2 separate regions of the Mus musculus genome follow, and region 1 is linked to region 2. A link is a contact called in ENCODE Hi-C data. All regions are on one chromosome and are shown on one strand. Each heading gives the region's core, a stretch centred on a gene start or an enhancer-like site at or near the end of the contact. The rest is flanking DNA. Distances are from core to core; before and after follow the strand shown. Region 1 holds the start of E4f1 (E4F transcription factor 1). Region 2 holds the start of Vmn2r117 (vomeronasal 2, receptor 117).

Region 1 (4,545 bases), core at 740-3,239, 980 kb before region 2:
TCCTGAGTTCAAATTCTAGCAACCACATGGTGACTCACAACCACCTCTAATGAGATCTGATGCCCTCTTCTGGTGTGTCTGAAGTCAGCTACAGTGTACTTACATATAATAAATAAATAAATAAATAAATAAATAAATAAATAAATAAATAAATAAATCAATCAATCTTTGGGCCAGAGCAAGTGGGGCCAGAGTGAGAAGGAAAATAAAGAAATAAAAATAAATAAAAGGGACTTGGAAACAATACAAAAATATAAAAGCAAATTATACAAGAATGTTCAGAGCAACACTTTATATTAGCCAAAATGATAGATACAAGTTGACTGTAAATGAAATATAAATGCATTGTTTATACGATGCATTTCAATATTATTCAATAACTCACTTTCTGTTTCTCTCTCTTCTCCCCCTTCTCTTATGTCTTAGGCTGGCTTTGAACTCCCTATTTAGCTAAGGATCATCCCCCAAATGTTGGGATTAACCTGAGATACTCTGTTCATTTTTTATTTTATTTTATTCATTTTGTGCTTGATAGGTGAGCTGGCTACCAAAATGAGCTACAGTCAGTACAGGTTTTGATGATGAAAATGTTCTAGAACTAAGTCAGGCATATTCCCAGCACCAAGTTACCGGGGCCACCGAGTTACTGGCCACAGGGAGCTACAAAGCCAGACCCTGTCTCAAATCGACCAATGAACCAATCAGTTAACCAATTTTGGTGATAAGCGCTCAACTCAGTCGGTGTACTAAATGTCACAAATGGTCACTTTTATGTATACTTTTCAATACTTTTCATATACCGAATAAAAGTCTTGGGGCTGGCTCGCTGGCTCAGTGGGTAAGAGCACTGACTGTTCTGAAGGTCCTGAGTTCAAATCCCAGCAACCACATGGTGGCTCACAACCACCTGTAATGAGATCTGACGCCCTCTTTTGTTGTGTCTGAAGACAGCTACAGTGTACTTATAATAAATAATCTTTGGGCCAGAGTGAGTACAGACTGAATGAGCGAGGTTGACTAGAGCAAGCAGAGGTCCTAAATTCAATATCCAACAACCACATGAAGGCTCACAACCATCTGTACAGCTACAGTGTACTCCTATACATAAAATAAATCTTTACAAAAAAAGTCTTTGGAAAGGAGCACTCGAACTATCTCCAAATGGAGTTCTTTCTCATGCCCAGGAAATTCTGACATTGCAACCCAGGTCTGAGTCCAGGATTCTATATTGGGTAGCAACCCTAAAGAGTTCAGATTCTCTGGGCGGCTAAGAACACATTGGCTGTGTATCTAGGTTCATTTCCCAACACCTACATGTAACTTCATCTGTAATTCCAGTTCCAGGTCAGACACCCTCTTCTGGGCCCCACGGGCGCTAGGCATGCACGTGGTGCACAGACATGTATGCAGACAAACCATACTACATTAAAAAAACAAAACAAAAAAGTGAGAGAAGGGGTTGGAGAGATGGCTCAGCGGTTAAGAACACTGACTGCTCTTTTGAAGGTCCTGAGTTCAAATTCCAGCAACCACATGGTGGCTCACAACCACCTGTAAAGAGATCTGACGCCCTCTTCTGATGCGTCTGAAGATAGCTACAGTGTACTTAATGAATAAATCTTTAGGCCTGAGCGAGCAGGGACTGAGCAAGTGGAGTTGACCTGAGCAAGTGGGGCAACCAGAGCAACCGGAGCAAGCAGAGGTCCTAAAAATTCAATTCCCAACAACCATATGAAGGCTCACAACCAGCTGTACATGTACTCATATACATAAAGTAAATAAATCTTTTTTTAAAAAAGTGAGAGAAAGGGAGAGTTCTTACTCCACGGATAGTTCACTTTGGACCAAGTCCTGCCAATTTAACACAAGCCACGCCCACTTCCGCCCTGATGTCTGGCGCTGATGGCTCTCAAAGAGCCAAGCTCCACCTCTACTGACGCGCTAGACCGCAACCCATAGCCCCGCCTTTTTGCCTGTCCGTCAAATTCGTTTTTGTCCCGCCCCCTGCCTGTCGGACACGCAGCCCTCGGTGCGGCCCGTTGTTATGACGACATGGTCGTAAATCCGCCATCTTCCTGTGGCGCGTTGCGACATGGAGGGCGCGATGGCAGTGCGGGTGACGGCCGCTCATACGGCAGAAGCCCGGGCCGAAGCCGGGCGTGAAGCGGGCGAGGGCGGGGTTGCGGCGGCGGCGGCCTTGTCCTCCGGCGGCTTCCTTGGGCTCCCAGCGCCCTTCAGCGAGGAAGGTAACGAGCCTACCGAAGCCTGGTGCGGCCGGGGTGCGGGCGGCTCTGTCCGGGCTGCGGTGTACGGTCTCGCCCGGATCCTGGCTACTCGAGTGTCTGTAAACCTTCACAACTCTCACAGGTTTCCCTTCGGACTGCCTCTAACCCGTTGGGCCAGATGCAGAGGCTCACAGGGAGCCCATTTCTCCAGCCCCTTGGGGTCGATCTGGCCAAACAAACATCGCTCGCTCCTCTTCAGCGCCCATCAGCCCTAGCTTCTGCTTCTCCTCTGCCACTCGGGCCTTAGTTCGGGCGGAGCTGGAGACTGGAGGCGGGGCCGCTCTGTCAGACAGGGATTAGGGACCTGACCTGGGGAGGCGGCACCGCCCCACTGAGGACCTGGGCCTTCCCTACGGGGTGGAGCAACGCTTCCAAGAATGTGCGGAACACCCCCCGCTCAATCCGACTTGTACCATTACTTAAACCAAGCTCGAAAGGCGAACTATCATTACTACTATTCACTTCAGAGATGGAGATAATTGAGGTTCAAGGTCGTCCATCTGGTTCCTGTCAAGGATCAGATTGGAGCCGGGGCTGTAACTCCTCTCTTAAACCCTTTAATTTTTCCTAGGAGTATGGCAAAGAGTTAAAATCGTGTCTGTATGCCGAGGGCTGTGTTGGCACCAAGGATTACGTCTCTAGGTGCTGATATTTTTTAGAGGTGGTTTGGGTATCTCCTGTGCATTAGTTCCACGGAGCTGTAGATTTGATCAGACAGGAAGTGGTTTGACAAGTATTACTGGTATATTGCTGCTCTTTGTCATGAAAGAACTCAGTCCCACTGTAATTTTTTTTTCCCTTATTTCAGCTTGGAGAGAGTCAGTTACCGTCTCAGGGAACTCTTTGGAGTTTCTAGGTTTTTTGTTTGTTTGTTTGTTTGTTTGTTTGTTTGAGACAGTGTTTGTATAGTTCTGGCTGTCCTGGAACTCACTCTGTAGACCAGGTTGGCCTCGAACTCAAAAATCTGCTTGCCTCTGCTTCCCAAGTGCTGGGATTAAAGGCATGAGCCACCACTATCCAGCTGAGTTCCTGGTTTTTGTTTTTGTTTTTTAAAGACAGGGTCTCACTATGTAGATTTGGCTGGCCTTGAACTCACAGAGATGGTCCTGACTCAGTCTCCCCATTGCTGGGATAAAGGCATATGCTTGTAGGTTCTTGGGTCTACTTATGACATTGGTTCTCAGACTTCCTAATACTTCCATCCTTTAATACAGTTCCTTATATTCTGGAACTCCCAACCGGAAAGTTGTTTTGTTGCTACTTCATAACCGCAAGTTTGCTACTGTGCTGATTTGTAATGTAGATATTTGGTAGCAACCCCAAGGGGTCGGGACCCACCTGTTGAGAACCTCTGGTTTATGGTCTTAGTGTGAAATGGGATAGGTGTGTCCTTTTCTGGGTCAGGGACTCTTTGAGTATCAACATTTTGGTGCTGAGTCAGACTCTAAATGAGTGGGGTGGGAGGGGTAAGGCTCTTCGGTGTTTAGTTTGTGTGAGCAGAGTGGAGGGCACCACCCTCTTTCAGGTGGCCTATGGGCCAGTCATAGCTTGGGTTTGACCTTTTATTTGATCATTAATTTGTCATTGACTCCTCCTTGTCCCAGGCTGGGTTTGACTTTGATGTGGGACTGACTATAAGACAGTGGAAACAAGACAGACTGTTTTGGAAGCTTGAGTCTGGCTGGCTCAGCTCAGTGACCTTGAACCCTAGTAATCTCTCTAGGATAAACTAAGTCATCTCTTTCCCCAGGATGCTGGCATGATTTGGTTAAATTCTTAAGTGCTAAGTTGGAAGGATGGCTCAGTAGCTAAGAGTACTTGTTGCAGCTGAGCTATGGTGGTGCATGCCTTTAATCCCAGCACTTGGGAGGCAGAGGCAGGTGGATTTCTGAGTTTGTGGCCAGTCTGGTCTATAGAGTGAGTTCCAGGACAGCCAGGGCTACACAGAGAAACCCTGTCTCAAAAAGAAAAAAAAGTACTTGTTGCTCTTGCAGAGGACCTGGGTTCAATTCTTAGCACTTATACAGTAGTTAACAAATGTAAATGTTTGTAACTCCAATTCCAGGTGATCTGATACCTTCTTTTGTTCTTTGTGGGCACCAGCCACACATATAGTGTACCGACATACATGCAGGCAAAACACCAACACATGAAGTAAAAATAGATAACTCTTAAAGCAAAAGGGGGAGAGGGCAGGAGTGGTGGTGCACACCAGCACTGAGGAGGCAGAGGCAGAGGCAGGCACATCTGAGTTCAAGCC
Region 2 (4,499 bases), core at 1,400-3,899:
GCTGCTTCATTGAGAAAATCAACAAGATAGATAAAGCCTACACAAATTAAGTAAAGGTCACTGAGACAGTTTCCACATTAACAAATTAGAAATGAAAAGGGAGACAGAAAAACAGAAACTGAGAAAACTCAAAAATCATTCAGATCCTACTACAAAAGATTACTACATAATCAACAAACAAACCTTGAAAATCTACATGAAATGAGTGATTTCCTAGACAGATGCCACACGCAGAAGTTAAATGAAGAGCAGGTAAAATATGTAACAAGACCCAAATCTCCTAAGGAAGTCAAAGAAGTCACTATAAACCTCCCAATGAAAGAAAAAAAAAAAGCCCAAGTCCAGACATGTTTAGTCCACAGTTCTACCAGATTTTCAAACAAGAGCTAATACCAATACTTGTCCCAATACTCATCACATCAAAATATTCCATACAATAGAAACAGAAGGAACACTACCTAGCACATTCTATGAAGCTACAATTACTCTGATAAATAAACCACACATAGATCCAACAAAGAAAGACAACTTCAGACCAGTTTCACTTACAAATATCACTGAAAAAATACTCAATAAAAATCATGCAAACTGCATCCAAGAACACATCAAAACCGTCATGCACCATGATCAAGTAAGCTTCCTCCTAGGAATTCAAGGTTGATTCAAGATATGAAAATCCATTAATGTAATACAATATATAAACAGTTTCAAAGAAACAATCCACATGATCATCTCCTGGGATGCTGGAAAAGCATTTAACAAAATCAACACCACTTCTGGTTAAAACTATTGAAGAGATAAGTTATTCAAGTCCTATACCTAAACAAAATAACAGCAATGTACATAGAAATAACAGCCAATATCAAATTAAATGTAGAGGTAATTGAAACAATCCCACTAAAATCAGGGACAGGACAAGGATGTCCACTCTTCCCATATCTATTCAATATAGTATACTGTCTTAGTCAGGGTTTCTATTCCTGCACAAACATCATGACCAAGAAGCAAGTTGGGGAGGAAAGGGTTTATTCGGCTTACACTTCCATGCTGCTGTTCATCACCAAAGGAAGTCAGGACTGGAACTCAAGCAGGTCAGGGAGCAGGAGCTGATGCAGAGGCCATGGAGGGATGTTCTTTACTGGCTTGCCTCCTCTGGCTTGCTCAGTCTGCTCTCTTATAGAATCCAAGACAGCCAGCCCAGAGATGGTCCCACCCACAAGGGGCCCTTCCCCCTTGATCACTAATTGAGAAAATGCCTTACAGTTGTATCTCATGGAGGCATTTCCTCAACTGAAGCTCCTTTCTCTGTGGTAACTACAGCTGTGTCAAGTTGACACAAAACTAGCCAGTACATATACCAATTTCTAGCTAGAGCAATAAGACAAAAAAAGCAGATAAGGGGGATACAAAATGGCAAAGAAGAAGTCAAGGTATCACTCATTGCTTATGATAAGACAGTACACACAAAGAACTCCAAAATTTCTACCAGTGAAATTTGATAGCTGATAAACAACCTCAGCAATGTGGCTGGATATGAAATTAACTCATACATAATCAATGGAGAAAAGCAAACATAAACTAGAAGAAGGAGATGTAAACAATGTGTTGATCTATGAGAACTGAGGGTCACATTTGAGGATCATGTTTTAGAAATCAAATAAATAGTCAGGTTAGTTTCTTATTAATCATTGGTAATATGAGCGCTAGGTCTTTTTTAGTTTTGAAATGAGCACACAGATCAAGTATTATCTGGAATTTGATGAATATTTAAAAAGCAAGAGGCGTGAGAGCACGTCAACAAATGAATGTAAATAAATAAAATAATTAAAATTAACCAAATTTATCTCAGCCTTTATGCTATAGATTGGAAAAAATAGAATTCTAACAATACAGGGGAATATTCTAAATGTACTAAAATTATGATTAATGACTTTAATAAAAATAAATATATGTAAGAAAAATGTGGTCCTGTGATAATCTGGATAGTTTTGGATACAGCAGAATTCAGGTATTTCTAGACTGGACATAATTTTTAATTCTCAAGACAATGTAAGTACAGACTTTGTTTAGATATTCTGTATCTGTCACTGCTGCATCCTTGTCCATACTGCATTCTCAGTGGATATCAAATGCTCTAAAACTGAGACTGATTTTCCTTCTCTGGAGATTTCTGACACAAAGACCAATGTGTAACAATGACCTCAGATTTTGTGAGGCCTTCCTGAGCCATTAATGCATGTCTCATGCTGGATCAACTAACAAAATCCATTGATATTATTTAAGGTGTTCACAAAAACAGATTTTGAGGCAGTCCTGGGACCAAATTTTCACAAAGTGGAATCTTTCCAGGGACCTTAATTTCCTTAAACATGTGTGATGTCAACCATCAAGCTACACCATCCTCATCTGTATTATCAACCAAGTTTATCACGTGCACAGTGGACATCAGGTGAAGATCCTCAGGAGAGAGCATCAATGATTCCTCCAGGGGTGAGGAAACACCTGTAGAAAGGAAACATGAATGCATGTGTAGCATCTCCCTGGGACACAGTGTTAATAGTACATGGGAATATATTGGTACCTGTTTGATTTGCTGATCTGTTTGGCACTCCACAATCAATTCTGCCCAGGCTCAGAAGAGGAAAAATATGTTCACCTTGATTTTCCTCTTCTGGCTCCTGAACATTCCACTTCTTGTGTCTGATTTTATTTATCCGAGGTGCTTTTGGAAGATAAAGCAGAATGAAGACAAGAATAGAAACCAGGGAACAGAATGCACCTTCATGATTCATGCAGTACAACGGCCTGTGGAGAAAGAGTATTTTAGTCATATATTGAATATACAGTAAGTGCTTTTGTGTTTTCCATGTACAGTCATCATGAATGTTTCCCAAGACTACTGAGGATGAGGAGCAAAGCAAAGCTATGAGGCTTTTCCATAACAGGAAAGAGCTAGAAATATTTTTAGCAACTTAATGATATATTACCAATTTAAATTGATAGAGTATTTTTTTAATCAGCCTCACACTTAGGAATGGAAACTCAGCAATAAAACAAATCTGGACCTGTATATGTCACATAAATACCTCTCCTAGGCAGTTTCCATTTCACAACCAATGGTATCTTATCAAAAGAATGCCCATAAATTTTCTACTATTTTACCCTATGTGTTTAGGCAAATGGCCATAGAGTTTTCTGATGGTCCTTCCATCTCAGTGTAGATTCTCGTGCATGTTTTGGGGCCATTAATATTGGAGACACACATAGCTGTGCATATTCATCCACTTTCTTAAATTTCCTCCATGTGGTCCCTGTTTATGTACAGATGCTGCATCAAAAATTGAACTAAGATAGCTGTTCACTGTGAAGTTTATATTTTGATCTGTACAAATGCGTTGGCTTTAACAACTTACAAAGTCCAGTTCTTTACTTTCTCTCTTTAGAATAAGGATGCAATATATGGACTATAAGGGATCTGTTTGTGTTTTTTGAAAAGTGATGTTATTACTAATAGTGGTAACATCTCATTTATGAAAGATGACCTTTCATGAACCTTTCAAGGTTTAATGAACTTCCAGCTTCTTTGTCATCTCAACCACATTACACAGATCATTTCAATCTTTATGGGGTGGGGACAATAAAATCCACTGGAGAATTGTCCTTTTATTGACTACAAAATGTTATCTGTAAATTGCTGTCAATTATAAACACTGTAACCTTTTATAGAACTCATACTGAAAACCACAAGTATGCTCTGGCTTTGGCTTTTTCCATATATGAAATCAACAGAAACCCTGATATTTTGCCAAATATGTCTCTAACATTTAAATTCTCAAACTACAACTGTCACTGGAAATCCAAATATAACAGTTTCATTCATTTGAGTTTACAAAATCATGATATTCTCCCTAATTATATGTGTAAAGAATTCACCAAGTGTGCAATGGCACTTACAAGACTGAATTGGGCAACAACTGTGAAACTTAATACAATCCTAAACAACTTCATGTCTCAGCAGGTAAGTGTGTGTGTCTGTGTGTGTGTGTGTGTGTTTATTGAGACAGAGTGGGAATCCTGACATGAAATCATATATTTGTTGGTGCCAGCCTGACCTTACTTGGCCTGGGCAAATCTAAGTAGTTCAAGGGTACTATCACAGACTTGATTGGTTTCTCCATTTCCTTATATGTCATGTAGATGAGGGAGAAAATAATGGCTAGCTAAGATTTCTAGAACTGTGCATAAAAATATGTTTACAAGTTCTAAGAATTCATTGTACCTTGTGCTGGTTTTTGTTTTCTAGTTCCTTCAGATTACTTATGGACCCTTTCATCCTGTCCTGAGTGATCATGAAAAATTTCCCTATCTATATCAGATGGCTTCTGACCATACATCTCTAGCCCTTGCCCTGGTATCCTTCATAATTCATTTCAGTTGGAACTGGGTAGGGTTGGTCATCTCAGACAATGATGAAGATATCCAATTTCTCTCCTATTTGA

What was found. Hi-C counts contacts between places; a loop is a spot of excess contacts on that map.
Region 1: a map of T-helper 17 cell shows a loop between it and region 2 (179-fold over the local background). The contact joins the promoter of E4f1 here to the promoter of Vmn2r117 in region 2. A Hi-C loop is called at or near these places in 5 of 37 maps with a recorded cell type or tissue (T-helper 1 cell, T-helper 17 cell, T-helper 2 cell and 1 more).

What each region holds. Positions count from the first base shown.
Region 1 is chr17:24,452,836-24,457,380 of GRCm38, reverse strand. E4f1 (E4F transcription factor 1) reads left to right here and starts at 1,989. Exons shown (of 14, transcript NM_001301784.1): 1 at 1,989-2,246. The coding sequence starts at 2,093.
Region 2 is chr17:23,477,747-23,482,245 of GRCm38, reverse strand. Vmn2r117 (vomeronasal 2, receptor 117) reads left to right here and starts at 2,649. Exons shown (of 6, transcript NM_001104581.1): 1 at 2,649-2,845; 2 at 3,727-4,018; 3 at 4,304-4,499. The coding sequence starts at 2,649.